2 separate regions of the Homo sapiens genome follow, and region 1 is linked to region 2. A link is an interaction called in ENCODE POLR2A ChIA-PET data of the cell type or tissue named here. Cell type or tissue: OCI-LY7. All regions are shown on one strand. Each heading gives the region's core, and the rest is flanking DNA. Links, peaks and the distances in the headings are about the cores only.

The links. ChIA-PET counts read pairs that join two places held together with the same protein. Peaks named below come from ENCODE experiments on the same cell type or tissue, not always from the same donor. Only the 100,000 strongest peaks of a DNase experiment are listed, where the experiment ranks them.
Region 1: POLR2A ChIA-PET joins it to region 2 with 11 read pairs; 2 of 35 experiments call an interaction of 5 or more read pairs at or near these places.

Annotation. Positions count from the first base shown.
Region 1 is chr17:4,476,327-4,491,449 of GRCh38, reverse strand. It overlaps SPNS3 (SPNS lysolipid transporter 3, sphingosine-1-phosphate (putative)), which reads right to left. Exons shown (of 12, transcript NM_182538.5): 9 at 12,813-12,878; 10 at 5,124-5,222; 11 at 4,867-5,038; 12 at 3,246-3,644. The coding sequence ends at 3,556. It overlaps LOC124903899 (a long non-coding RNA gene), which reads left to right and starts at 4,998. Exons shown (of 2, transcript XR_007065583.1): 1 at 4,998-5,326; 2 at 8,861-11,070. SPNS2-AS1 (SPNS2 antisense RNA 1) reads left to right here. Exons shown (of 3, transcript XR_001752763.2): 3 at 1,459-1,577. RefSeq lists enhancers at 789-1,289, 600-1,799, 4,928-5,007, 9,722-10,477, 14,100-14,968. In OCI-LY7, for the core only: no CTCF peak of the experiment used is centred there; a DNase peak (open chromatin) is centred at 10,119; H3K4me3 peaks cover 849 bases; H3K27ac peaks cover 746 bases.
Region 2 is chr17:4,104,202-4,119,324 of GRCh38, reverse strand. It overlaps ZZEF1 (zinc finger ZZ-type and EF-hand domain containing 1), which reads left to right. Exons shown (of 55, transcript NM_015113.4): 3 at 2,159-2,353; 4 at 4,855-5,026; 5 at 6,517-6,716; 6 at 9,462-9,672; 7 at 13,516-13,632; 8 at 14,514-14,692. It overlaps LOC124904128 (small nucleolar RNA U13), which reads right to left and starts at 4,717; the gene lies at 4,615-4,717. In OCI-LY7, for the core only: no CTCF peak of the experiment used is centred there; no DNase peak of the experiment used is centred there.

The DNA of each region.
Region 1 (15,123 bases), core at 3,164-11,163, 370 kb before region 2:
GTCTCTACTAAAAATATGAAAAATTAAGGCTGGGTGCGGTGGCTCAAGCCTTAATCCCAGCACTTTGGGAGGCCGAGGCAGGCAGATCCCCTGAGGTCGGGAGCTTGAGACCAGCCTGACCAACATGGAGAAACCCCGTCTTTACTAAAAATACAAAATTAGCCGGGCGTGGTGGATGCCTGTAATCCCAACTGCTTGGGAGGCCGAGGAAGGAGAATCGCTTGAACCCGGGAGGCGGAGGTTGCAGTGAGCTGAGATTGCACCATTGCACTCCAACCTGGGCAACAAGAGCAAAACTCCGTCTCAAAAAAAAAAAAAAAGCTTTACTAATACCTGTTGGTATTGGTTCCAATAGCTAGCATACCCCCATGTGGCCACACGCCAACATGGTGATGCACACACAGGTACAGGCACACGCACACAGAGATACCTCCATGCCTGGATAATACCTGACAGCTGGAATGCAGCTTATGTCTGGAAAGAGCAATTAACACATAAAGAGAGTCAGGTCAGGCTTAAGGACTCATCCTGCTGAACAGCATTTTTCCTCCTCTTGACATTCCCAACAAACAAGTCCAGAGTATTCGTGGCTGAGATTACCCAACAAGGGCCTTTAGGCGAGGAAGATGTGTTCTGTTTACCAGACTCCACTCCAGCCTGAGTGGCTGGGTTCCCCCAGGCTGTTATCGTAACCTCGACCCACCAGGACTGGCCCCAAAGAGGCAGGAGGTGGGAGTCTGGGTTGGCTGCAGAGGAGATATTGGTCTCTGTCACTTGCCGCGTCCACCAGCCCCAGAGCTCCCACTCTGCCCCAAACCACTTTAGACAATAGCTTCCTATAAACTCCCAGCTGGGCACCTCGTGTGGCTCAGCCTTGGGAAGTACCGCCTTGCCCTGCCCAGCAACCCAAATATCAGAATGCACTTGAGTCATAAGAAACTACCCTGGATTATAGGATTAAAGCCCCAGCTCCTGGACCTACATCTGACGCCCCTCTGATCCCAGATGGCCTCTCTCACCTCCTCTCCCCGCTCAATGACACACGCACCCTCCTCTCTGGCCATACCACACCCCTCCATGACTCACTGCAAATCTTCTGCCCCACTCTCCCCCTCTTTGTGGGTCCATCCCCTGCATCTAGAATTCCCTTTGCCCCCCACCTTGTTACCAACTCCAAAGCCACTTCCTTGAAGGCTTCTGGGGCACGGAAGCCCTTACTCTGCCCATAGGTGTGCCACACTTGCCTGTCCTGCTGTGGGCTGCGAGGTCCAAGGGCAGGGCTGGAGTCTGATTCACTGCTGGACACCCTGATGGGCACCCGCCGATACCAATGCATGTTTGTAGAGTTGGCATGAACGAGGTTCTTGCTCTTCCTCTACTGGACTCTGGGTGGGGAGGTGGCAGCTGGTGTTCTTTTTTTTTTTTTTTTTTAAGACAAAGTCTCACTGTGTCACTCAGGTTGGAGTGCAGTGGTGCCATCTCCCTTCACGACGAACTCCACCCCCCATCCCCAGGATCAAGCGATCCTCCCACCTCAGCCTCCCAGAGCTGGGACCACAGATGCGTGCCACCACGCCCAGGTATGTTTTGGTATTTTTGGTAGAGACGGGGTTTCACCATGTTGCCCAGGCTGGTCTTGAACTCCTGACCTCAAGCAATACATCAGCCTCTGCCTCCCAAAGTGTTGGGATTACAGGCGTGAGCCGCTGTGCCCAGCTGAGTGTTCTGACCCTTGGGCGGCCCTCACTCATTTTCCGGGAGCCTCGCCTTGCAGGGGTCCTCCCTGGGGCTGTTGGGAGGAAGGTTCAGACCCTGGAGCTGGGCTTCTGTGGGTCTAGACCCAGCCTGTGCTAATCACATGAGGCCCAGGCTAGAAAGCCATGTCAACACACCTCTCAAACACAGCCAGGGAGTCAGGGAGCCACCTAGGTCACACAGCCAGTGAATGTTGAGAGGGACCGTGGCATCCTGGCTCCTGCCCAGTTGCTGCCTCCTTCTCAGGAAAAACAAAATATCCTCACAGATCTTTTACCTTGTAACTTGAAGGGCTGCCTGTTGCATAAGCTCCAAGCATTGAGTCACGGTCAAGGGCCTGGCTAGCCTGCAGGGAGGGCTGGCTGTGGTGCGGCCCTGCTCCTGGGGCTTGTTGCAGCCAACAGGGAGGGCTGGGGGGCACCCCACAGAAGGCAGGGACAGAGCAGCAAGCATCAGGGGCTGCGCAGGAGTCTCGGTCGTTGCTCTGCCTGCAGCTGCTGGGAGACAGGCACAGCCTGGCACAGCGAAGGTGGCCATCGGTGAGTGAGCAAGTGATCGCCTGGCTGGGCACCAGGGGAGGCGGAAAGAACATGAGAACAAGCCTCCCCACTGCTGCCCGCCTGGAAGCTGTCGATCTCCCACAGGGCCCGCTGAGCCCAGCTGCTCTGAACCCAGTGGCAAGCGTGGGCCCCGCAGAGCCAGCCCTCCCCATACGCTGTGCTGGGGTCAGAGCGTGGACCCAGGGAAGACCGGGGCTACAGAACTGGGCAGGCCAGGAGGATCCCTGCACGGCCACTCAAGTCCTCAGCAGGGTTCTGGGGCCGCTGCGCCCGTGTCTGTATAGGCGTGGGTTCCTCTGCGTGGTTCCCTGGAACTTGGAGCCACATCCCCACCCCAGCACCCAAGTGGAAACTCATCTCCAAGAGCAAGATTCAGCCCCCACGTTTTGTTCAAAGGGTGGAGTTGGCTGGGCACGGTGGCTCATGCCTATAATCTCAGCACTTCGGAAGGCCGAGGCTGGCGGATCACCTAAGGTCAGGAGGTCAAGACCAGCCTGGCCAACATGGTGAAACCCTGTCTCTACTAAAAATACAAAAATTAGTTGGGCGTGGTGGCACATGCCTGTAATCCCAGCTACTTAGGAGGCTGAGGCAGAAGAATCTCTTGAACCTGGGAGGCGGAGGTTGCAATGAGCCGAGATTGCGCCACTGCACTCCAGCCTGGACAAGAGCTAAACTCCATCTCAAAAACAAAACAAAACAAAGAGTGGAATCACGTAGAGGGTGTCCTGTGCCTGTGACTTTGCAGAATGGAGAAGCTGGGTCAGAGTGGGAGGTCCAGGCTGCGGACCCCTAGAGACCCATGCTGAGCCAGCCCCCCAGCTTCCCCACTTCAGGACAGCCCTGCATCCTTGGCCTGGACTGCCCATCCCGTCCTCACCCACTTCCCCTCCAGCAGAGGCACGAGAGGCTATAAATAACACGGCTGTCTACAGGCCCAAAATCCATGGGCTTTGTACTGGCCTCTCTTTATTCAGGGCCCAGCAGCAGCCAGGCTGGAGACCCCAGGCTGGGGCAGCCTTGAGCGGGATGCAGGCACAGGCCCAGGCCTCCCACGCAGAGTGCTGACAGCTCCATTCCCAGCCCAGCCACAGGGTCCTGCCAGCTCTCCAGCCGGGAATTCAAAAGTGGCAGATGTGCCTCAGCCGGAGTCCCCGAGGACAGCCAAAGAGGAACCGAGGCACTGCTGCTGTGGGGACCAACGGGAGGCTTGCAGGCAGGACGAGTGTAGGCAGGGACCTCAGGGCTCCTCTGTAGAGGCGCCAGCGCCCGAAAGTAGGCCTTGTCTCTCCAGGTCGTTGCTGTCCACATCATTGCTGTCTGGGGTCCCTGCAGGAGGAAAGATGCTCAGCCTGCCCGAAGGTTGCAGAAGGTGCTTTGGGACCAGGCCTGGGCCTGGGCACGGGCTGTCAGGAAATCCTCTCTGTCCCAAATGCAGAATACATTCCAGATCCAACCCCTTGTCATCACCTTCAATGCCACTGGCGTGGTCTAGGCACCACTCTCCCCTGGAAGGGGAGTCGGCTATGCCTCTCGGCCTCAACACTGACCCTCCTACAGTCTGTTCTCAACACAGCAGCCAGGGAGATGCTTTGGCAACATCAATCAGACCACCTCGGTGCTCCTCTCCTGGAAGCCCCACAGCAGCTCCCGTCTCACTCTGAGCAAAAGCCACTGTCTTTACAAGGACTGCCTGCTCTGGCCCCGTATCCCTCACCCCTACCACTGTCCCTCTTGCTTCTGCTGCAGCCACACTGGCCTCCTTGCTGATCCTCAAACATATCAGGTGCATTCCCATGGCAGGGCCTTTGCATTGATTGTCCCCACTGCCGGAAGCGTCTTTCCCCAGGTCGCTGAACGGCTCACTCCCTCGTTTCCTCCAGATCTTTGCTCTAGTTTCGCCTGTGCAGTGGGGATCCTTGCAGCCTGCACCTACCTGTCCCTTTTTTTTTTTTTTTTTTTTTTTTGAGACAGTCTTGCTGTCGCCCAGGCTGGAGTGCAGTGGCGAGATCTCAGCTCACTATAGCCTCCGCCTCCCGGGTTCAAGTGATTCTCCTGCCTCAGCCTCCTGAGTAGCTGGGACTACAGGTGTGTGCCACCGCACCTGGCTAATTTTTATATTTTTAGTAGAGACAGGGCTTCACCATGTTGCCCAGGCTGGTCTTGAACTCCTAACCTTGTAATCCGCCCGCCTTGGCCTCCCCAAGTACTGGGATTACAGGTGTGAGCCACCGCGCCCGGCCCCTTTCTCCTTCCTTTCCTGCTTTATACCTCTCCATAGCACTCGTCACCCTGAACATGCTATATCTTTAACCTTTTCTGTTTCTGGTCTGTCTTCACCAACTACAGTGTCAGTTTCTACAGGGGCCTGGACTTGGCCTCATTCTTTCACTCCCCAGCATCTGCAACCTTCCCTGGTACATAGCAGGGGTGTACTAAGCATTTCTGGATGAATGAACAAACAAACTGGCCAGGGATTCAGGGGGTGGCCAGTGCTGTCTGTCCCTAGGGTGCCGGCCCTGAGCCGGGCCTGGTGCAATGGGTAGGGTACCTGTGACAGGCTGCCAGGCCCGGGTCTCGTCTCTCTCCAGGTACAGCGCAGTCAGCAGGAAGCAGCCGCCCCCCAGGGCGATGACAAAGGCGCAGCACAGGAAGCTCTGCTGCAGGCTGCGGAAGCGCTGCAGATAGGAGTCAGGGCGCCTGGCCCGCAGGACACTAGAGATCTGCGGAGGAGAAGGGATGAGTCTGCCAGGCCCACCAGCCTGGCCCCCAGACCCTCCCCACCCCACACACGCAGACACGTCTTACAAGTCCTGTGAGATAGGGGCTGCCAGCGTCTCCCAGGATGTGGCCCACCGTGATCTGAAGTGCCTCTGCCGTCCCCCGGCATCTGGGCACCACCACAGACTGCAAAACATAGGCACAGCAGGGGGGCACCCCAAGTGAGGGCACCCTTGCCTGCTGTTCCCCACCTGCCAAGGACCTGCCTGGAGGAGTGACAGGCCATTCAGGTGAGTGGGATGGGAGGGAGTCGACGGTCCCCAAGGTCTAAAGTCCCACCCCAGAACATCAAGACATCAAGCCCATCTGAAGCTTCCCCAGTGCCCCAGGATGGGGGTGCCAAGGCCCCTGATCAGGGCCACCCCTCTTGAGAGTTTGCTCTTGAACTGGGAAGGAACCAGGCATGCATGTGACCACAGTGAATGAGGCTGGGGTGTCCCAGCTCAGGGGCCCAGGATGCAGCAGCACAAGCGGGCAGGGCGAAGAGCGGGTGCATGCCAGGTGTCTGCATGTGCAGGCAATTGGGCAGGGGTGGTACGGAGGGCTCAGTCCTCTCAGGAACCTCAAGGCCCCTGGGGCAGAGACCAAAGGCGGCCTTGCTGGAGAAGCCCGCACGACTCCACGGACAAGGCTGAGAACATAAAGAAGATGAACTCTGGGCCAGGCGCGGTGGCTCACGTCTGTAATCCCAGCACTTTGGGAGGCCAAGGCGGGTGGATCACCCGAGGTCAGGAGGTCAAGACCAGCCTGGCAACATGGTGAAACCCTGTCTCTACTAAAAATACAAAAACTAGCCGGCGTGGTGGCACATGCCTGTAATCCCAGCTACTCGGGAGGTTGAGGCAGGAGAATTGCTTGAACACGGGAGGCGGAGGTTGCAGTGAGCTGAGATCGTACCACTGCAATCCAACCTGGGCAACAAGAGCAAAATCCCATCTCAAAAAAAAAAAAAATAAAAAAAATAAAGAACTCTGGTGTCACACACTCAGGTTCCGATCCAGATCCCCACTCGCTAGCTGTGTGACTTTGAGCAAACTGTTTCACCTTTCTTCCCTCAGTCTCTCCATCCCCAAGTGGGGGTAATAATGGTACTGATCTTGAGAGTTTTATTCATTATCGTTATTCGTCTGCTACCTGGAGGCTTCGTGTGGACATCAGACCAAAATAACGCTCTGAGACAGGATGCTCCAGGCCCTTGAACTCAGCTGCGCCTTCTGCCTGGCGTGCCTTCCACTCTCTGGTCCAGCTGGAGCATCTATATTTGTCATTTAGGACTTACGTTTCGGTCATCTCCTCTGTGAAGCCCTCTCAGAGTTCAGGTACCTGCCCTGAGCTCCCGCAACTCCTATGCACACCCCTAATTAACGCATGTCTCCCAGAACTGGGAGGGGCCCTTTCTCTGTCCACCACCCCTTATTCCCTATGTTGTGTGGGCAACAAAGACCCTTAATTTCTCTTGGGGTCCCTGCAAGACACCAGGCACAGAGGGGACTAGCTGAAAGTTTGCCAACCAAATAACTCAAGTAGGTCCATCTGGGAGACTATTCCCAGGAGAAAGTCTGCCAGAACCCAGGGCTACAGCAGGGGATGGAAGGAGGGAGGGGGAGGGGACTCAAGCAGAGACCACATGGTCACATGAACCCAACTGGACAGCCACAGGGGCGCTTACACCCTGGAGCCGTATCCCCAAGACCTAGGTGTCCATGATCTGAGGCCTTGAGTTAATCAATATTAGCTGGGCACAGTGGCTCACACCTGTAATCCCAGCACTTTGGGAGACTGAGGCAGGTGGATCACTTGAGGTCAGGAGTTCAAGACCAGCCTGGCCAACATGGCGAAATCCCATCTCTACTAAAAATACAAAAATTAGCTGGGTGTGGTGGCGCGTGCCTATAATCCCAGCTACTCAGGAGGCTGAGGCAGGAGAATCGCTTGAACCCGGGAGGTGGAGGTTCTAGTGAGCCGAGGTGGCACCACTATACTCCAGCCTGAGTGAAAGAGCAAGATCCTGTCTCAAAAAATAATAATAAAATAATAATAATTGCCAACATTTATTGAATGCTTGCTGTATACATTTTATATATCAACTTGAACAACCCATGAGAGGGAGATGATGATCACCTGCATTTTTACAGATGAGGAAAACCTCCACAGGGAGGGCAAGTGACTTGCCCAACATCACCCAGCCTGAAATAACAGGGCTGAGAGAGGATTGCAGGCCTTCTCCCTCTAGGATCTGGCCTTTTGACCACTCTGCTGTGATGGGCAAGGAGGAGCCGGTGTTTCTAGCAATATTTATGCATTTGTAATAGAACATTCAGAAATCTGAGAAAGATGAGGAGGACAAGTTCATCACTAGCCCTGTAAACGGATGGCAGAGTAACTGGCAAAGAGACGGGGAAAGGCATTCCAGGCAGGGGACAGTGTAAGCGACGGTGTGGAGGGAGGATCCCAGGGACACGATCTCTGGATTCCAGAATCCCAGGGGACAGATGCAGGGGGTTTGGTGGTGGGCAGGGCAGAGTGGCAGGAGGCACTGTAGTGACTCGCTGGTCCCAGGGTCACTGGGACTGAGCCACCATGTACAGGTGGCAAGAGAAACCGGGCCTCTTGCCATCACCAGGATCTGTCAACAGGCCTGAGAAGGAACTGACCAACAGCTTTGCACCTTCCCCAAGGACTTCCTTCTCACCCCATAATTATGTGATTACTCACTGGTGGCTCTGGGAAGGCAGGTGAGGCTTCCTGGAGGGAGGAACCTGAATGTTCAGAAAGGTCCACATGGAGGCTGGGGCTGCTGGGACCCCCACAGTTAGGTCCAGGTAGGCTGGCCCCTTCCTCCTCTCCCAGGAACCCCAACCTGCTGGGCCCAGCTCAGTCACTGCTGCCAGTGGCGAGAGAGGTGGGTCTCCCCCAGCCTGTTCCAAGTCCTCATTGTCTCCGTGCAGCCAGCAGCCAAGGCTGGGCCCACAGAAGCTGGAGAGCCCAGGGGGTAATTTCAGAAATAAGAGGCTTTGGGTTCCCAAAAATCCAGGCTCACTCTATTCTGAGACAAAAACACCTCTGTTTCTGGCTCTCCCTTCTTAGAAGGGCCGTTCCCTTTATAGCCGAGGGCGAAACCAGGGCCACCCAAGGGCTTGCAGCAAGTCGGAGCAGCAGCCACCAGGCAGCCTGCCTCCTGCACCCCCACCCAGGCCTCGCCCCCAGACGCCCCTGAGAGGGTGAGACAGGCCAGTGAGCAGACAGCTACCTGGGGGGCAGAGGCTGAGCAGGGAAGCATGGAGACCTGGGGCAGGGGGAGAACGCAGAGGTGACAACTCTCCGGGGAACTGTGGGGACGTCTGCTGAGGGGTGGGAGATGAGCCTGTGGCTGGATTCCAGGACCCCAGAGGACAGGGCTGAGAAAGAGGGAATGAGCTCCCCTTCTGCTCTAGCCCCCCAACTGGTTGGGATCCAGAGATCGTGCCCCTGGGATCCTCCCTCCACACCTTTGCTTACACTGTCCCCTGCCTGGAGGGGGATTGGGGTGAGCTGGCTCTGGGCCATCCTGAGTGGGGCGGGGACAGACAGCAGGGCTGGGAGGGAGCTGAAGACCTCATGACTAGGTTTCGGGAGGCAGGGAGCTCTGCCTGGGGAGATGCGGGTTCAGGGGACACGATCTCAGTCTCCAGGGAGCAGGGCCCCTCTATGGCCCAGCGGGGCCAAGGGGAGGCTGGCAGAGGTGGGTCTTGGCTGTGACTGAACCAAATCATTTTCATCAACAGAAACCCCCCGAGAGGCAGGGGCTGCCCGAGGTATGCAGAACGAGCTCCCCATTGGAGGCGTATGTCAACAAGGGGATGGCTAGAATTTGGCAAAGCATTTATGGACTGGGGAGCTTGCGGCGTGAGACCAGTGTTCTCAAAGCGTGCTCTACGGAATGCTACGGCAGGATCACTTGGGAAGTTCATCAGAAATGCAGGTCCCTGGACCCCAGCACGGACCCACTGAATCAGACTCAGAGGACACAGGGCCTGGAATCTGGGTTTGTCACAAGCTCCCTCAAATCTGACTCTCATGCACAATGACGTCTCCAAGCCACCGGACCGGAGAGCCCCTGAGGTCCCTTCTCCAGAGATAACCTGGATTCTCCCCATTGTGGAGATGGCATCAAAGAGAACAGTGTCCTGGACAGGCGCAGTGGCTCACACCTATAATCCCAGCATTCTGGGAGGCCAAGGGGGGCGGATCATGAGGTCAAGAGATCGAGACCATCCTGGCCAACATGGTGAACCCCGTCTCTACTAAAAATACAAAAATTAGCTGGGCGTGGTGGCGCATGCCTGTAGTCCCAGCTATTCAGGAGGCTGAGGCAGGAGAATCGCTTGAACCCAGGAGGCAGAGGTCGCAGTGAGCTGAGATCGCACCACTGCACTCCAGCCTGGCGACAGTGCGAGACTCCGTCTCAAAAGTAAAAAAAAAAAAAAAGAGAGAGAGAGAGCAGTGTCCCAAGGAAGGGATGATCTGGAAGTCAGTGGGGCCCACACGCCCACTCAGGAATCTGCAGGACGCAGGTGTGAGTTCATTCTATCCTTATAGCCTGGGGTGTCAATGGTGGTTGCCACCGCTCTACCTACTGGACAGGTGAGCAAACCAAGACCCAGAGAGGTTCAGTCACTTGGCCAGGGTCACACAGCTAGTGAGGAGCCAGGCTGGGAGTGGGAGCAGATGGGCTGCTGCAGAGTCCTCGAGCCTGGGCTCTGCTGCCCTCTGCCCTCTGACCTAACCCACAGGCTCCAACCACCCAGACACCTGCAGTTTCCACCCATTTTCCTATCAGCTCCTCGTGGCTTTCTTGGCCGCCCAAAGCTGTTCACGTGAACGTGCCCTGCCCTTAGCTTCCTGCTCCCTTGTTCTGTGGACCCTGTTCACACACACCCTAAGGCCTCCTCCCTCCCTGGGCCCCTGCTGAAAGAGAAGCCGATCTCCTGTCTCAGGAGCCAGTGCCGGCCGGCAAAGGGGACCTTCCTCTACTTCCTGCCACAGACCCTGTCCCCACACACTTCCTGCCCCTGCTCTGCTGGGAGGCCACTTCCTCCCCCAGTGCTGGATTCCACCCCCAGCTCACCCTCAAACATGGCCCCCTCTCTCCTCCTGCTTGCCCCTCTCTGCTCCCTGGAGGCTGTTCTGTCCTCCCCTCTTGAAAAGCAATGCCAGCTTCCTGGGATCTTCTGCCAACTCCAGCTACCATGCCCTTTGCTCCTGTCAGCTCAGCTCCTCAAGGGAATTGTCTACCCTCGGTGTCCTGCTTCCCCTCCCTCACCCTCCTCACCCTGCTCCAAGCTGGCATCTGCCCCTCCACTGCACAGAACGGCTCCCCCACCACCTGCCTTTACAGGGAGGAAGCAGCAACATGGAGGAACCGAACTATAGGGGCTACAAGGATTGCTCAGCTCTGATCCCCGAAGGCCAAAAGGCATCTTTGGCCACGGGGCTCCGGGCAGGTGGGAAGGCAGGGAAGGGGGCGGGAGGCTCTGGGATGGTGGTGCAAAGCATTGTGGCTGGAGGCCTCCAAGCCAAGGAAGGGCCACAGGGAGCCCTGAGGTGGGCTGGTTCCTGTCCAGCCGGCTCCCTGGGCAGCTCCCCAAATGGGTAAAACTGTGCAGCTGGCCAGCCCCTAACCCTCCTTCCACCCTTCCCCCACCCGCCCTCTCCAGCACACACTCTCCTCTTTAACCCCACAAAGAGCCTGGCTCTGCCAGGTTAATCATTCTTACAAATGCAGACGCTGGGGGACACGGGTGCAGCCTTCACATATCTGTGGGGCTGTCATGTGGAAGAGGGAGCTGCGCCGTGGGGGGCAGGCCAGGGAAGCTGTGGGGGCAGGTGCAGCTCTGTTTGGACCACCTCAGAGAGAACCAGCTATGCTGGGGGGATGTTAATCTCCCTGAGCCTAAAAGTGGACAATCCCATGAATAAAACATTTGCCAATGCCTTCCCCTTTCCTGAGCATTCCTGGAGGCCGCCTTGCTCACCCTACCGGGCAGGTGGTGATTACCCCTTTTATAGACAAGGAAACTGAGGCCCAGGGCCATGTAGCAGGTCTGCGGCTGACTCTGGGCTGGAGCCCAAGTCTCCTGTCTGGAGGGAGGGGCAGGGAAGACCTGCCAGTCCTGCAGCTGATCCACTCACCCAGGAGCCAAAGACAGGGCAGGCCTCTCCACACTCGCTGGGCCTGGGCCGTGGGGAGGGGTCAGGGGATCTGCCGGGGAGGGGCAGACATCTTGGCAGGGAGTGAGCACCCCATCCACAGTAGTATTCAAGCAGGGTTTGTTGACAGATTCAACGACTATACATGCCCATAACCCTTTCAAACCCAGATTCTAGGGCACCATGATTTCTTTGGGGGATAGAAAATGAGAAAATGGAAAATTCCGGATTGCTGTGAGAATCCTAGCCAGCATTCTCTGTGCCAGGCAGATGGATCTTCTCATTTCACCCTCACATCAATCCATAAGGCAGGTGCCATTATCATCCCCACTTTCCACATCCGGATACTGAGGCTCAGAGACACACAGTGACTTGCCTAAGGCCACACAGCCCATAAGTGGCAGGACCAGGGCTGACAGCCAGGTCTGTTTTCTGAATCCAGGCTGGTGCCGCGGCATTGAATGCCCTCAGGACAGCTCTCAGCTGACTGCCAGTCTGGTCCATTTCCCTTGTGGCCAGCACCAGACTGTGCCAGGCTGCCAGGAGGCAGAAGGAAGGCTCTCAGGGTGCTCACAGGCCCAGGGCCCTGCGTTATCTACAAAGGCACAGCCCTTCATGTGTTCAAAGTCCTTCCCTGTATGCCTCCCAGAAGGAGGCAAGGAGGCTGGACGAAGAGCATGGGGCTCAGGGAGGGGCCGTGTGGGACTCTGGACCAGCAGCCATGTGGTCAAGACAGTGTCAGGCCTCTTACAGGCAGGGCTGATCCTTGCATGGCAGCCTGTGACACACGAGCTGGTGTGGGCTGGCACAATGGGCCTCAGTGGCTACTGCCCTGAAGGATGGCATCCCGTCTGCACGCCCCAGAGTAGAGGCCAAGGAACCTGCTTGCTGAGAAGCAGTATGCTACAGAAAGAAGGAGGGAGGGGCCAGGCACGGTGGCTCACGCCTGTAATCCCAGCACTTTGGGAGGCCGAAGCGGGCAGATCACCTGAGGTCAGGGTTCAAGACCAGCCTCGCCAATATGGTGAAACCCTGTCTCTACTAAAAATACAAAATTAGCCGGGCATGGTGGCGGGTGCCTGTAGTCTCTGCTACTTGGGAGGCTGAGGCAGAAGAATCAGTTGAACCCAGGAGGCAGACGTTGCAGTGAGCCAAGATCAGGCCATTGCACTCCAGCCTGGGCAACAAGAGTGAAACTCTGTCTCAAAAAAGAAAAGAGGGAGGGAAGTAGCCCAGGGAGTCAAAATGCCTAGGTTCCGGTCCTGGCTCCCTGCGTTGGGGCTGTGTGACTTTGGAACAGGCACCTGCCTTCTCTGAACCTCCATTTGTTCATCTGCAAAATCGGGATGATGGTCAGAGATGTTTGAGAGTGTCAGAGAGGCCTCTGGTCCAAGATAACCGTGAATGGCTTTGGTCCCCTAATGTATGGTCTCTGATGTCGCCGCCAGTGCCCAGCTGCTCAGCAGCAGAGGCCCAATCCTCTCCAGCTCCCCCTGCTCAGCCCACCACCCCGACTCCCACACCTACCAGCAGGATGTCGGCAACCACTGCCCAGTTGCAGGACAGAAGCAGCTCCCCAAGGCCCAGGAACACCTGTGGACAGAGGGTGGCCTGGGTGAGGATTCCCAGATCCCAGTCACCAACCCCACCTGTTGCTTCCCACCTGTGGAGAGGAGAGACTGGGACGCTACAGAGAAAGGCATTATTGAGACTTATTGGAGTGAGCGAGGAAGGCCTAGAACTATTTTTCCAGTTCCAGCAGCCTTGACGGTAGGTAGACAGAGCCAGGACCCATAAGCGAGTGTCCAGCCCCTGGAGTCCCTCGCTGGGGCCCAGGAGGAAGCAGCTAGGCCTCCTCCCAGGCCACTTTTAAAGGTAAGAAAACAGACTTTAAGCCAGGCACGGTGGCTCAAGCCTGTAATTCCAGCACTTTGGGAGGCTGAGGTGGGCGGATCACTTGAGGTCAGGAGTTCAAGACCAGCCTGGCCAACATGGTAAAACCCCATCTCTACTAAAAATACAAAAATTAGCAGGGTGTGGTGGCTCACACCTGTAGTTCCAGCTACTCAGGAGGCTGAGGCAGGAGAATAGCTTGAACCCAAGAGGCAGAGGTTGCAGGGAGCCGAGATCACACCACTGCACTCCAGCCTGGGTGACAGAGTGAGACTCCGCCTCAAAAAAAAAAAAAAAAAAAGGAAAAGTGAAAAAAAAACAGACTTTAGAGGACAAAGAGTAAAAGACAACTCGGAGGCTGTCCACCCCTCCTCTGTTTTCCCCAAAAGTCCGTATACACTGATAAGGCACCTACCGTGTGCCAGCCAGCGTGCCCAGCCCCAGGCACCCCACCAAAGGACCCTCCGGGCCATCCCCTTCCCTTGGAGCAGCACAGGGAGGTGGGCGAGGCCTGGTACACCCATCATGCGGACAGTCAAACCGAGCCTGGTCGAGGACGGGGCTTGTCTGGGGTCACCAGCTGCCCCTGGGTAAAGCCTGCTTGGAATGTGAGGCTTCCGGCCCCTGCCCAGTGCCCACCCCCAGCCCTGCTCCCAGTGTCCTCTGGTTACAAGCCCAGAACACGCCCCCTGCCTTCACCTCGTGCCAAGGGATTAGGACAATCCTCATTCCCCTCACTCAAGAAGAGTTTAATGAAGCAGCAAGAAGAAAGAGAGAAAAAAAGAGTCTCATTTCTCAAAGCTTCCAAGAGCTTATTGCAGGGGTGGAATTAGTCATTCCTGGATCACGGGGCTGTCCCCAGGGTAGCCCAGGCTCAGGCACCCAGAGACCTGATGATCAGTGGCCAGGGAGCACCCAGGATGGAGGACCTGAAGGACTGCCACCCAAACACCTGCCACGCACCAGCCCTGTCCTCTCTTGTGACCCTGTCTAACCCCTCAGGTCAGGTGCCCTGTAAGGCAGACGTCATTACACCCATTTCACAGACAAACTCAGGCCAGAGGGCATGCATCAAGCCACGTCCTGGTGAGCGCCCCCCACCCCCCACGCCGTGATGGCCTGTGCATGGTGAGGTTGAAGAGGCCACGGGGGGAAGAGGGGAGTGGGGGTTCCCAGCATCCACAGTACCTGGTGAGGCTAGCACTGGGGAATCAGAGGACACCCCGAGATGGGCAGGGGGCCCCTGGACAGAGGTGGCGCCAGGGAGAGCCCTGAAGGACAGTCAGGATCAGGACGGGCCCAGGACAGCCACAAGACCACGCCAGCCGGGGACCCACGGGAGCGGAGGCAAGGAGCTGGGATGTGGCCACCATGCCGGGCGGGACAGGAACGCGGCCCAGCTCTGGTGGAGGGAGAGCAGAACCAGCCAAGGAGTCCCAGCAGCCATGCGCTCTCCTGGCCTAACCCAGCCCCTGGGACTGCAGTGCCTGGTCCCTGGCACCCAAACTGAGAGGCCCCTGAGGGCAGGTGGGTCTCCCTCAGGCCTAGGACATGGGGCCGGGCACCCACAGGGGCAGGAATCAGGAAGTCGCTGGCAGGCAGGTCTCAGGCGGGGCCCGGGCAGCTGCGGATCCACATTCCAGCCTAGCAGGGTCTGCCAGCTGCCTCCTGGGGCCACATGAAAGCCCAGCCCGACTCACACCCATCTCCCTCTGACTTCTTCCGGGCACCTGCACCTGGCCCTCCAGGCCTCTCCCCCCTTCACATTGCCAGCGTCTGCCTCTGTGACCTCTGTGCAGCCCAGGCACGCTGTCCCCCAACCAGCTCCCCGTTTTGCTCTCCCCGGCCACCCCACACCCATAGGACATGCTGAAATACACCCTTTCCTTCCTCCAGCTGGGACAGGGTGGATCCCGGCCCCAAAATAGAGCCCATCAGAGGGAGG
Region 2 (15,123 bases), core at 4,762-12,761:
GCAAAGGTGGTGATTCCCACCATGTTCCCATTCAACTCTCATATTTGGCCGGTGCAGAAGACGGATGAATATTGGAGGATGTCAGTGGATTATCGTAAGCTTAACCAAGTGGTGACTCCGATTGTAGCTGCTGTACCAGATGTGGTTTCATTGCTTGAGCAAATTAACACATCTCCTGATACTTGGTATGCAGCCATTGATTTGGCAAATGCCCTTTTCTCCATTCCTGTCCATAAGGCCCACCAGAAGCAATTTGCCTTCAGCTGACAAGGCCAGCAATATACCCTCACTGTCTTACCTCAGGTACATCAACTCTTCAGCTTCACGTCATAATATTGTTTGCAGAGATCTTGATCACTTTCCCTTCCACAAGATATCACACTGGTACATGACACTGATGACATTGTGCAGATTGGACTCAGTGAGTGAGAAGTAGCAAACACACTGGACTTATTGGTGAGACGTTTGTGTGCCAGGGGGTGGGAAATAAGTCTGAAATAAATTCAGGTACCTTCTACCTCAGTGAAATTTTTAGGGGTTCAGTGATGTGGGGCTGTGAAGATATTCTTTCTAAGATAAAGGATAAGTTGCTGTATTTCGCCCCTCCTACAACCAAGAAAGAGGTACATCACCTAGTGGACCAACTTGGATTTTGGAGGCAGTGCATTCCTCATTTGGGTGTGTTGCTCTGGCCCATTTATCCAGTGACCCGAAAGGCTGCCAGTTTTGAGAGGGGTCCAGGACAGAAGGTAGCTCTGAAACAGGTCCAGGCTGCTGTGCAAGCTGCTCTGCCGCTTGGGTCATATGACTCAGCAGATCTGATGGTGCTTGAGGTGTCAGTGGCAGACAGGGATGCTGTTTGGAGCCTTTGGCAGACCCCCATAGGTGAATCACAGCAGAGGCCTTTAAGATTTTGGAGCAAGGCCCTACTATCTTTTGCAGATAACTACTCTTCTTTTGAGAGACAGCTCCGGGCCTTGGTAGAAACTGAACATTGGACTATGGGTCAGCAATTTACCGTGTGACCTGAACTGCCTGTCATGAACTGGGTGCTTTCTGACCCATCCAGCCTAAAGTTGGGTGTGCACAGCAGCATTCCATCATCGAATGAAAGTGGTATATATGTGATTGGGCTTGAGCAGGTCCTGAAGGCACAAGTAAATTACATGAGGAAGTGACTCAAATGCCCATGGTTCCCACCCGTCACCCTGCCTTCTCTCTCCCAGCCTGTACCGATGGCCTCATGGGGGGTTCCCTATTACCAGTTGACATCTTGGTGTGTCACCTGAGCCTCATTTTCCTCAGTTGTTAAAAAGGATAGCTGTACCTTCTGTGCCTCCCCTCACCTTACTGTGAGGATGGAATGATATGATGTATGTGGAAGCACCTTATTGGTTGTAAAATGCCGTTGGAAACTGTGGTAATGGCAGTGGTTGTATTGTCATTATCATTGTCTTAGTATCTTAGTATAAAAGCAGTTATGATTTTACTCTTAATGCACTGAACTTTATTTCTACCCTGTATTCTATACGCAAGACTTCCTTAAAAACGTCTATTAGTGTTTAAGTGCTTATACATTTTTGAAGATTGGATTGAAACAAAAAATCGTTATTCTAAGTCTTCTAAAATATTTTTCAACTAAAATTAAATTAATTCTTTTTTTTTTTTTTTTTTTTGAGGTGGAGTTTCACTGTTGTTGCCCAGGCTGGAGTGCAGTGGCGTGATCTGGGCTCACTGCAACCTCCGCCCCCTGAGTTCAAGCGATTCTCCTGTCTCAGCCTCCCAAGTAGCTGGGATTACAGGCGCCTGCCACCACCCCCAGCTAACTTTTTTGTATTTTTAGTAGAGATGGGGTTTCACCATGTTGGCCAGGCTGATATCGAACTCTTGACCTCAGGTCATCCGTCCGCCTCGGCCTCCCAAAGTGCTGGGATTACAGGCGTGAGCCACTGCACCCAGCTAAATTAATTCTTAAGTTCAGAATGCTACTGGTTCATTTCTTTAAAACTTAGATTTTTTAACAATTAAAACTGAAAATATCAATGAAGATTGTTAATGACTGCTTTTAATTTAGCCAATTCAGATAGGCCACCAGGCAGGGGATGTGGAAACTACTGTGGCTTCCCCAAAACACCAAAAATGGATTTCATCTGTTTAGGTTTCACAGACATATTTTCAGAGTCGAAGGAGGGCCTTGATATTCACTCGTCAATGATACTGCGCTTCCTGCACCGCAATCGGCTCTCCAGCGCGGTGATGCCCTACCCGATGCTGGAGCACTGCAATAACATGTGCACCATGCGGTCTTCCGTCCTGAAGGAGTCTCTGGATCAGCTGGTACAAAAGGAAAAGGGTATGTGTGTGTGGGGGTTCTCCTGAAAATACTCTGATCATTTCTTCTAACTGTTGTGTTGGTAAAATGAGCCAATTCTTTTCCCTGCCTTCATTTCTGAAAATACAGAGTCATGAGTTTGTAACGTAAGAATGTGATCTTTCTCCTCATTCCCTTTCTTCTTAACACAGCTGGTTTCTCATCATTCAATTCTCTGCTCAGATGTGACTTTGAGGGATGCCTTTCCGCTTTATCTAATTAACACCTCCCCTACCCCACCTTCTGGTCAGGGTCACCTTTGCAGGTTTAATGGTGGAAATCGCGCTTATTGTTATCTGAAGTTGTAGCATTATTGATTCACTTGTGTGTTGTCTGTCTTGTCTGCTTCCTCATTCCTGCACTGTGCCTGTTGCATGGTAGGTATTCAATGAGTATTTGCTGGATAAATGAAGGAAGCCACCACAGACTCACTTGGAGATGGCAACAGAAGTTCATGATGTGTATAAATAGGTCTGTGGAACATAACAGAGCCCAGGCATAGACGCCGATATACATGTGAGAACATAGTACCAGATAAAGTCAGTGTTATAAATCAGGATGGAAAGGTGAACTTCCAACAGATGGAGTTAGGGCACCTAGTTAGCCATTTGAAGAAAAAATAAAACTTAGATGTTTTTTTGGAGACTGAGTTTCGTTCTTGTTGCCCAGGCTGAAGTGCAATGGCGTGATCTCTGCAGCCTCCACCTCCTGGGTTCGAGCGATTCTCCTACCTCAGCCTCCTGAGTAGCTGGGATTACAGGCATGTGCCACCACGCCCGGCTAATTTCTGTATTTTTAGTAGAGACAGGTTTCACCGTGTTGGTCAGACTGGTCTTAAACTCCTGACCTCAGATGATCCACCCACCTTGGCTTCCCAAATTGCTGGGATTACAGGTGTGAGCCACCACCCAGCTGAAACTAGATTCTTAATACATTCCATTCACTAAAATAAATTTCAGATGATCAAAAAGTTCAACTAAAAATAAAATGCTAAAAATATTGGAAGAAAATAGTTCCACCTTGTAAAATACGGAACAGCCTTTCTAAGCAAGGCATGAAACCCAGAATCTATGAAAGAAAAGATTAATAAATTAGTCTGTATGAAAATTAACCTTGCTCACAGCAAAAAAAAATATAAGCAGAGTCAAAAACAAGTGACATTGTGGGTACAAAAATAAATTTTATAACATATTACAGATACAATTGACTAAATTTTTTAGTAACTCTGCCCTTGGGCAATTATTTAACTCTGTGTTCCTTAGTTTATTTATTTTATTTTATTTATTTATTTGCGACGGAGTCTTACTCTGTCTCCCAGGCTGGTGTGCAGTGGTGTGATCCCGGCTCACCGAAACCTTCACCTCCCAGGTTTAAGCAATTCTTGTGCTTTAGCCTCCTGAGTAACTGGGATTACAGGCACGTGCCACCGTGCCTGGCTGGTTTTTGTATTTTTAGTAGAGATGGGGTTTCACCATGTTGGCCAGGCTGGTCTCGACCTCCTGACCTCAAGTGATCCGCCTGCCTTGGCCTCCTAAAGTGCTGGGATTACAGGTGTGAGCCACTGAGTCTGGCCAGTTTCTTAATTTTTAAAATGAATTAATACATAAGGAAAGTATAAAAAGCACATGGCCAGGCACGGTGGTTGATGCCTATAATCCCAGTACTTTGGGAGGCCAAAGTGGGAAGATCGCTTGAAGCCAGGAGTTTGACACCAGCCTGGGCAACACAGGGATGACCCCATCTCTCCAAAAAATTTTTAAAAAAATTAGCCAGGCGTGGTGGTGCACACCTGTAGTCCCGGCTACTTGGGAGAATGAGGCAGGAGGATCACTTGAGCCTAGGAGATCGAGGCTGCGGTGAGCTGTGATCACACCACTGCACTCCAGCCTGGGAACAGAGTGAGACCCTCTCAAAAAAATCTCAACAAAAAAAAGCACGTGGGTTATAGTAAACACTCAAGTAAATGTTAGCTATTCTATGTATGTTTATATATACATTTGATCATGTATAGAAAATGTATGAATTAACTCAGAAGAACATGGAAGAGGGCAGGACCAGACTGTACTCAGAAGCCAGCAGCTTAAAAAGTGTCACTCATTATTTAAAAAATGTAAATTCAAACCGTAATTTACCATTTTCTTCTCGGCATGGTTTTGCAAATATATCAGTGATTAAAGAATTGCACTGATAGAGACGATGGGGTAATCCTTGGCCACTGGGTTCTTTGGAAGGTGACATATGATCTTCACGTCAGGTAATATGCCAATGACGTAACAGTTTGAGGGAGGCATATTTGACACATGTGCGTGAAAACCCACTCATGACACTGATGAACTACAAAAGGATCTGGAAGGAGATTTTAAGGAAGATTTGTGTTTCTAGGGCCAGAGTACCAAGCGTATTTCTGTTAGATATTTTAAATGACTCTTTTTTTTCCCTTTGTGAAAGGGATGTCATATAATCAACTCTGGTTTCCCCTACAGAAAGCCCTGGAGATCTAACTAGAAGTCCAGAGATGGATAAACTCAAGTCAGTAGCAAAGTGCTATGCTTATATAGAAACATCCTCCAACTCGGCAGACATTGACAAGATGACAAATGGAGAAACCTCATCCTACTGGCAGTCAGATGGCAGTGCCTGTTCACACTGGATTCGGTGGGTGGTATATAATACTTTTTTGTTTTTTAAAATTTTGGATTGTTTTCTTCTTAACTGCCTACTCTTTGTATTTTAAGTGGCTATGAAGATGCTTTAAGAATCAAGTAAAATGAATCATGTAAAATCATGTAACCTGGCTTATATATTCCTAACAGATAATTTCCCTGATATTTTAAAGGAGGAAATAACATTTGATTAATTTTAGATTAGTACTGATTTCATATCTTTTTTCACTAGTTTCTCAGGAAAATTAATACCACAAAGAATAAGTACTTACATGTGACTGTATTTTGAAATATCCTTTCTCTACTTTTTTTTTTCTTTTTAAGACAGGATCTTATTTTTGTCTCCCAGGCTGGAGTGCAGTGGTGCAGCCATAGCTCACTGTAACCTCAGACTCCTGGGTTCAAGCAGTCCTCCTGCCTCAGTCTCAGTCGCTGGGATTTAGGCAGGCACCACCATACCTGGCTAATTTCTTTATACTTTTTTGTAGAAATGGGGCCTCACTACGTTGCCCAGGCTTGTCTCAAACTCCTAGCCTTAATCCTCCTATCTTGGCCTCCCAAAGTGTTGGGTTTATAGGTGTGAGCCACTGCACCCGGTCCCTTTCTATACTTCTTTTTTTTTTTTTGAGATGGAGCCTTGCTCTGACGCCCAGGCTGGAGTGCAGTGGCATGATCTCTGTTCACTGCAACCTCCATCTCCAAGGCTCAAGCGATTCTCCTGCCTCAGCCTCCTGGGTGGCTGGGATTAAAGCTGCCCACCACCACACTCAGCTAATTTTTGTATTTTTAGTAGAGACAGGGTTTCACCATGTTGGCAGGCTGGTCTCAAGCTCCCAACTTCTCAAAGTGCTGGGATTACAGGCGTGAGCCACCGTGCCTGGCCTCTTTCTATATACATTTTTGAAATTCACTGTATGTAACTGAGTTGGTCACTTTAGAAGAAGAAATAGTGTGGTCAAGAATCCTGGAGTGGAGCTAATGATAATAAACAGTGGTATTTCTGGAAGCTCTGAAGCTGCTATTGAAATTTTCACCTCTCCCCTCAGAAAACAGGCTAATTCCAATTGGTAGAATTAAGTGCCAGAAATAATTATATTGTTTTCTCTTAGAGGACACATTTGACCTTTAGACATCTAATTTATAGATGAGAGAGTATACTCAGTTTTTTTGTATGCAGTTTAAAATTAGCTTTTTTGCCAGGTAAAGGGATTTTGTTAGAATGTTCATACTGTTCGTTCTTTCTGTACAAATAGCTTAAAAGGAATCGTAAGATTAATCTTGAACTGAAAGGTCTTTAAAAAATGTGGGAAGGTCAAGGTCAGAAGGACTTTGAAACTCATAGCCAGCATTTCAAGTTAGTTGCTGTTAGGAAAACCAGTCTTTGGATATATCAAATGTAAGCTCTTTGAGGTGGGACTTCTGGATCCTGTCAGTTCTTGACTCCTATAAACATTTGTAATTTCTGCTTTTTGTGTTTTCCAGTTTAAAAATGAAGCCAGATGTTGTGCTTAGGCACCTGTCCATTGCAGTGGCTGCCACTGACCAGAGCTACATGCCACAGCAGGTGACAGTAGCTGTAGGGAGGAATGCCAGCGATCTTCAGGAAGTCCGAGATGTGCACATCCCCAGCAATGTCACTGGCTATGTGACGCTGCTGGAAAATGCCAACGTCAGTCAGCTCTGTAAGTCCAACAGAACTGAGGGGATAGGGAAAAGCAAGGGAGTAGTATTTTTTACTTTGAAGTGAAGAGGCTGTTAGTTTTTGAGATTCGGTTTGCTTCTTAGGACGTACACAAAAGTGTTCATTATTTCATTCATTAAGTGTTGTAGAAATTATAGAAAAGCGTCGGGGCATGCTGGCTCACGCCTGTAATCCCAGCACTTTGGGAGGCCAAGGCAGGTGAATCACTTGAGATCAGGAGTTCGAAAACAGCCTGGCCAACATGGTGAAACCCTGTCTCTACTAAAAATACAAAAATTATCCAGGCGTGGGGGTGGGTACCTGTAATCCCAGCCACTTGGGGGGCTAAGGCAGAAGAATCACTTGAACCCAGGAAGCTATGGCTGCAGTGAGCTGAGATCACACCACTGCACTCCAGCCTGGGTGACAGAGCAAGACTCCATCTCAAACCAAAAAAAAGAAGGAAATTATAGAAGAACAGTGAAATCATTTTTTTCATTAAAAACAAAACAAAACATATATATATATATATATATATATATATATATATATATATATATATATATATATATATATTTAGACAGGATCTCTTTTTGTCACCCAGGCTGGAGTGCAGTGGTACAGTCATAGCTCACTGTAACCTCAGACTCCTGGGTTCAAGCAGTCTTCCTGCCTCAGTCTCAGTAGCTGGAATGTAGACATGCACCGCGATGCCTGGCTAATTTCTTTACACTTTTTTGTAGAAATGGGGCCTCACTGTGTTGCCCAGGTTGATCTCAAACTCCTGGCCTTTATGCTCCTACCTTGGCCTCCCAAAACGTTGGGATTATAAATATATATATATATATAAACATATATATAAAATATGTTTTTATATATGTTTATACATATTTATATATTGTGTATGCTTATATGTGTAATATATATGTTTTTTCTATATATTTTTTTTTTGAGACAGAGCCTCGCATTGTCGCCTGGGCTGGAGTGCAGTGGTGCAGTCTCAGCTCACTGCAACCTCCACCTCCGGGGTTCACGCAATTCTCCTGCCTTAGTCTCCCGAGTAGCTGCGATTACAGGCGCACACCACCATACCCACCTAATTTTCTGTATTTTTAGTAGAGACGGGGTTTCACTATGTTGGACAGACTGGTCTCGAACTACTGACCTCATGATCCGCCCGCCTCGGCCTTCCACAGTGCTGGGATTACAGGCATGAGTCACTGCACTGGCCCATTAAAAATAATTTTATTCACATTTTCATATTGGAAAATTAGAAAAATATAAACAAAAATACTCAAATCCTACTACCCAGGGATTGTTACTATGATTGCCTTGATGTGGATCCTTGCAGACCTTTCCGTGTGTGTGTGTATTTGTGTGTGTAAGTGTGTGTATGGTTTACATACACACACATATATGCACACATATCTACACACCTTTTTTCCTAAAAAATAGAGCTGTATGTATCTGTTCACATAAATCTATACATATCTTTTTACAAAAATGTTGATATTCTTTGCATGTTCTTTTGTAATTTTTTAGAGTGTGTTATATTCACGAATATCCTTATTTAGTGTTGTAAAAATATGCCGTAATTGGCTGGGTGCAGTGGCTCACACCTCCAATCCCAGCACTTTGGGAGGCTGAGGCATGCAGGTCACTTGAGGTCAGGAGTTCTAGACCAGCCTGGCCAACATGGTGAAACTCCGTCTCTACCAAATACAAAAATTAGCCGGGCGTGGTGGCGCATGCCTGTAATCCCAGCTACTTGGGAGGCTGAGGCAGGAGAATCACTTGAACCCAGGAGGCGGAGGTTGCAGTGAGCTGAGATTGTGCCACTGCACTCCTCCAGCCTGGGTGAACAGAGCAAGACTCCATCTCAAAAAAAAAAAAAAAAAAAGCCGTAATTTTAACCCACCCCTCATTCTTGGACATTTAGATTGTTTCCAATTTTATACCATTATAACCTTGCTTTAAACATAGCATTTTGGAAATAATCACAATTCTGTGATTGCTTTCTGGGCTTATTTCGTTCAGGGAGCCGGAATGCTTCATGTTTTATCTCATTTCTTCTAATGCTTTCCTGGGCCAAAAGAAGTGTTCTTTGCTCAAAGGAACTGAGGCCTAGGGAGGTAGAGTCTTTGTGTCTCACCCCTAGCAAATAAGTAGTTAGGCCTGTGGGTTAGAAGCTTCCTGTCTTATATTGTGATCTTTTCTCTAAGTTGTGTCCTTTTTAAATTCTTACCTTCTCTCCTCTGACCCAAATAAGAAATTGTGACATCTCTTAAAAGTGAGTCATGTCTGTGTCATCTGTTTGGATTTGATTATTAAAAATAAATTCTCACAATTGCTTGTAAGCCAGCCACTGTTCTATAACTTAATCCAAATTTCAGAATCCTAGGAAGAATTCTAGAAATGTTCTTACCATGTATTCAGACAGGCTTGTTTTAAAATGTTCTTTGTGTAGTTTTTTCAAGACTCCTAAGTTCCTAAGAAGTTTTGTTGTAAAGACTTAAATCACCCTTAATTTTACATATTATTCTTATGATTTCTTAGATTTGTCAAAGCTTTTTGACAAATTTATTATATACTAGTTCCATTGCACATGCTATTTATTTCTGTCATCAAAGTGTACCTTCAGAATTTTCTTTTCAAAATGTCTATTACTATTTTGCTTTTAGTTGGGAGCCCAGCATTTGCCTAAAGAAGTTAATCCAATACTGAATTTTTTGTTTGTGCTCGACAGATGTCCAGATTAACATAAAGCGTTGTCTTAGCGATGGCTGCGACACTAGAATTCATGGTCTCAGGGCTGTTGGCTTTCAGAGAGTTAAGAAGTCTGGGGTCTCAGTCTCAGATGCTTCTGCAATATGGTATTGGTCTCTGCTGACATCTCTGGTGACGGCTTCTATGGAGACAAATCCCGCCTTTGTCCAGACAGTGCTGCACAATACTCAGTAAGTCATTCTCTCTATGTTCCAGCCCCCTCAACATGCCCTCATTCTCCCATCATCCTTTAGGGCGTATCACTGAGCAGCCTTCCATCATTGATCGTTGTGGCTCAGTCAGCTCGGCCTCAGGTGCCCTAGTGTTTCCTGTTCGTGCCACTCAGCTCCACAGTGTATCTCTCTTTGATTGACGTTCTGACTTTACAGACTGAAAAAGTGCCCATTCCACCTTCCTGCTCCTCGTCACACAGTTCCTACAGTGTTCTTCATCAGCTCACTAAGTGGACCAGTCTTGTGAGGAGGTCACTTATGCTGTGCCTGTTCCTTGTCCATTGGGAAGTAATTGCTCATGTTTCTATAGGATTTGATGTTGGATAAAGCCCTTTCAGATGCAGTCTATTATTTTACCTACTGACACTGAAGTGTACCTGTGAAAATCACCCCATTTTATAGACGCAGATGTTGTGACCTTTCCTGAAGTCACAAGACCAGGCTGCAGTAATGGATCAGTTGAGGGCTCTTTCCACGAATGAGTGAAATCTTTTCAGGGTACTAAATTAATTTCTTTTGAAATGTAGAGTACTTTTGAAAAAAAATCATTAGGGCAAAAAGACCAAATAGTAACATATAAGACAAATACAACCAGCTATAGCAGCACTGAAATATTAGTATTGTGCAGATTCAGTAACTGATAATAGGTACCTATAGTGTAGGCGGTGAGAGTATCAGCCAAAAAGAGATTGCTAATATTTTGTTCTCTAGACATCTTTTGAGATTTGTTAGCACTATTGAGTAAAACTGTTAGCAAATAACACTGCTGCTCTGAAGGTTAATAGTTGGCCATACCTTGTTCTTTCTTCCTGTTGTAGCATGTATTCTCACTAAATTATTTCATACTTAGAGAAGCACTGCAAGTTTACATTTAACAAATAATTTTTATTTCTTCCTCAGTCATTAGAGAGTAATTTGCCTGCCTGTGCCCCATCGTTCCTGCTGCTTTAGTGTGTATTTCCTGTAAACAAGAACATTTACTGACAACCATTGAAATCAGGAAATCCACATTGGTGTACATTGCTATGTTGCCACCATCTCATCCTCAGACTCCCTGCAAGTTTTGCACGTTGCCCCAGTCACGCCCCTTACAGCAAAAGGATCCAGCGAAACACTCTGCATTTCTTTGTCCTTTCTCTTTAGTTTCCTTCATTCTGAAACAATTCCTCAGTATTTCCTTGACTTTCCTCAGTATTTCCTTGACCCTGATACTTTTGAAAATTACAGGTCAGTTATTTTGAAGAGTGTCCTTCAATTCTGGTTTATTTGATGTTTTATTGTGATCAGATTGAGGTTTTGTTATCTGTCTCTAGCAGGAATATCATAGAAGTGATGCTTTGTTCTCATTGCATCCCATTGGGTTGCACACAACTTCAGATAGTCCTCATTCTAATGCAGTCTTGTTAACTTTGATCACTTGATTAAAGTGGTTTTTGCCAGACTTTTCCATTGTAAAATAAATATTTTTCACTTCATAATTAATAAATACGTTGAAGGCGGTACTTTGAGACTATGTAAATATCGTATTCCTCATCAAAACTTTATGTTAGTGGATTCCTCTTTTATGCACTAGATTATAGTCAGCCACAGTTTTGATGCTTATGTTATCCTGGAGTTGGCTGGTGGCAACCCCTGCAGTCTGGCTTGTGTGTCCTTTTGACATGTCTCATTATTCTCGGAATGCTTCCATATGTTCTGACACAAGATATTCCAGGCTTATCTTGAATGTTCCCTGCATTAGTCCTGGAATCAGCCATTTTTCTGAATCAGGGGCTCTTTAGGTGGAGATCCACCCACCTCGGTCTCCCAAAGTGCAGAGATTACAGGCATGAGCCACCATGCCCAGCCTATTTCTTTATTTGTGACTGCCTTCTCTGATACTAAGAAACTTGCTTCCCATGATCCTTAATACATTTTTTGTACTTACTCAGTTCGCCTCTATGTAACCAGTGTCCCATTGCCCCTGCCCTTGCATGGACACCCTCCCTATCCCATTCCTGCTCCAGCATCTTTTGCAGAGCTGCTGCTGTGGCCATCCTTGCACAGATGCCCTTCTTATCTTCCTCGAGTTCCTATACCCTGTGCCAGGCCACCCTTCTTGCCTCACTTGGTGCCTGCATTCCATATCAGGCCGTACCTTTGTGAAGACACCTTTCTCACCCTGCTCAGGCTCTAAAACCTCACTGTAGGCCACCATGACGACTCCCCCTTACTCCCCAGACACATACAAATGTCTGCACTGCACAGTCCCATCTTGTGGACTGGATTTTCAGGAAAAGGAAGAGGTTTCTATATTTTTTTTGAAGATGTGGCAAGTGGTTGAAGAATGGACAGATTTTAAAGTCTGTGTCCCTGCTCAGTTTTACTAGTTCATCTGCAATGATATTTTCATGCACTCCTGCCTTTTTAAGATTAGTGATCTAAATCTATTTTAAAATTAAAGATTTATTGAAAAAATATCAATGAGGAAAAATAGGTAAGGAAAAGAATATTTTGGGACAGAAGTGTTGCCTGTATCAGTGGAAATAAATTCAGTAAATGATCGCATGCTACTTGTGTGCATTAAACCTCACTGATCAGCTGCATCTGTGTGTAGCTGCCATGTTTGTGCAACCCCAAAATGGCTCATTGTGTAGACAGGAACAGAACTAGGGCAGAGTGCGAGCTGACAGTGTTTGCTTTGCTTTATTGTCTCTATTTTGAAATGTAGAAATGAAATTGTTTCAGGGATTTTCATTACCATTATCATTAAGCGACTATCAGTTGTAGAATTTTGAGTTACTTTTGATACATTCACAGAATACCTTGAAATTTTTCATGGTACATTCAGTCACCTAGCACAGTTGCTGGCACACAGTAGGGCTCAGAAGTCATTTGTTGCGTAAATTTTTGATGACTGCTAATCTAGAGTAGGTAAAGCTATTGGGGGATTCAGAAAGATAAATGTAAGCAAAGACAAGAAAAGGGAAACACTAAAACAGACATTAAGGTGGAAAGGCCAAGAAACATGGCAGGAATGGAGACGGTGATGTGCTAATCTGTTTAAGAGAACATAACATTCATGGCACATCTTTAGATACCATAGATCTTCAGATCCTAGCTATAAAATTTTCTTTTGTTTTTTTTTTTTCCCTGTTGCTGCTGAACAAATTATAAAATAAATTTTCTACTGAGCCTCAAGCTGCTCTGCCTCTTGGGTCAGTTTTTCTAGTACTACTTAACATGAAAGCTGGATTCTAGAGAGTTGAATAAGTTTTATTCAACAGAGGGAGGCAGAACTCCTAAAAGAAAGAAAGAAACAAACAAACACAAAACCCTATTAAACTACTTAGCACTGTGACTCCTGGGCAAAAAGGGATAGTTTAGGCTGGGCACGGTGGCTTACACCTGTAATCATAGCACTGTGGGAGGACGAGGTAGGTGGATCACGAGGTCAGGAGTTCAAGCCCAGCCTGGCCAAGATGGTGAAACCCTGTCTCTACTAAAAATACAAATTAGTCAAGCGTGGTGGCGGGCTCCTGTAATCCTAGCTACTCAGGAAGCTGAGGCAGGAGAATCGCTTGAACCTGGGAGGTGGAGGTTGCAGTGAGCCGAGATCGCACCACTGCACTCTAGCCTGGGTGATAGAGCGAGACTCCGTCTCAAAAAAAAAGAAGGGCCAGTTTATATTGTGTGCCAGCTTCTCTGTGGGAACACTGTCTGTTTATAAGGGATTAGTCAAAACAAGCTTCTAACAGTTTATTTTTTGTCTAAATTCGGTCTGGTTTTGTTCTGATTACATTTTACATTTTCCTCTTCTAGGAAGGCGCTGCGGCACATGCCTCCACTCTCTCTCTCACCAGGATCTACAGATTTCTCAACTTTCCTCTCCCCTAATGTGCTGGAAGAAGTGGACAGTTTCCTCATAAGGATAACTAGGTAAAATCAAGGCTGATGAGGGTAAACTCTGTGAGGAATGGAGTGCACGTATGCTTGTTAAGTCTTTAAAAAATATATATTAATCTTTTAACGATCACCACTAAAAATGGTTGCTTTTTAGCAGCTAAAGAGAAAGTGACATAATAGTTCACTCATCTAAAGTCCACTATTTAGCAGTATCACCTGACCTGAAGAATTGGGAAGGTTGGTGAGGGGTGTTGCAGGGCCCAAGGGGAGTAGTCCTGTGATTCTGATAGAACAGATGTCTCAAAGTCCAACTGGCATAGCCTTCCCTCACTCAGAACCTGCTGACCTTCACATGCAGGTCCAGGGAGCCTGATTACCTACAGAACTGGGAAAGGGCACCTGGATAGCTTGATAGCAGTGACCACTTTGTGTAGGGACACTCACTTCTGCCTCAGTGAGCCCTGAGGACATTATTGCATTAGAGGTCAAACCAGTCCCTGAGCCATCTAGACAGTTTTTAACGTTTCAGTATAATGTGTTTAAATTAAAAGCAAAGAAGTGTAATTCAGTGTGATACATTTTTAGTGCTTCAAGCATAAACCCTCAACTCTCTGGTCAAGCCAGCTCATTACCCAAGGCTTCTTAATAGCAGAGGCTTATTACAGTAGCGTATTGGTATTATTTAATATTTAAAGATTAAAGATTATAGAAGTGAGGCTTTCATTCCCTGGCTCTCTGGATTGATTTAATTTTTCCTTAGGTTACCTTAAGGATTTTGAAAAATATTTCGGATAAACCTGTAGAAAGCATATGGCAGGTTAATGTTACTTGTGTTGATCACTTACATGGGGTTTGAGCTACCTGGATTTTTTCATGTTTTTAAGAAGTGAAAAGTTTTTGCTCTTTGCTTATAGCTGCTGTTCTACCCCAGAGGTAGAACTGACTCTTCTGGCTTTTGCTCTCGCAAGAGGAAGTGTTGCCAAAGTCATGAGCTCTCTATGCACCATCACTGACCATCTGGACACGCAGTATGATGCCTCATCCCTCATCTTGTCCATGGCGTCAGTCAGACAGAACCTGCTCCTCAAATATGGTAAATATGGTAAAACATGGGGGTGATAGAAATGTCAACAGTGGACAAATCGTAAAACCATTCTTCGCCATATGACCTCCTGGTATCTTCTCATCTTTTTGGGTTGTTATAGTTACACCATGATTCCTGGATGAACGTATCCTCTGAGTATCAGACCTTACTAGGATTGGCAGGGAGAAGGGGGATTTAGGTTCATTTATGTGATGGCAGTATCACCAGAAGAGGACACTTGATTGTCCACAAGGCTATACTCCCATGATCTGCTTGCAAAATTACTCAGGTCTGGTGGCCATTTGAACACAGCCATCTTTGGTGAAGTACTGAAGTGTCTCATTGTGTAGGCCAAGAGGGTTGGAGTAGTTCTTACCTGTTGGAGGGAGGAAACTAGCCAAGATACGGTGCAAAGGGATCTTTGTCTTAGAATGCATTCC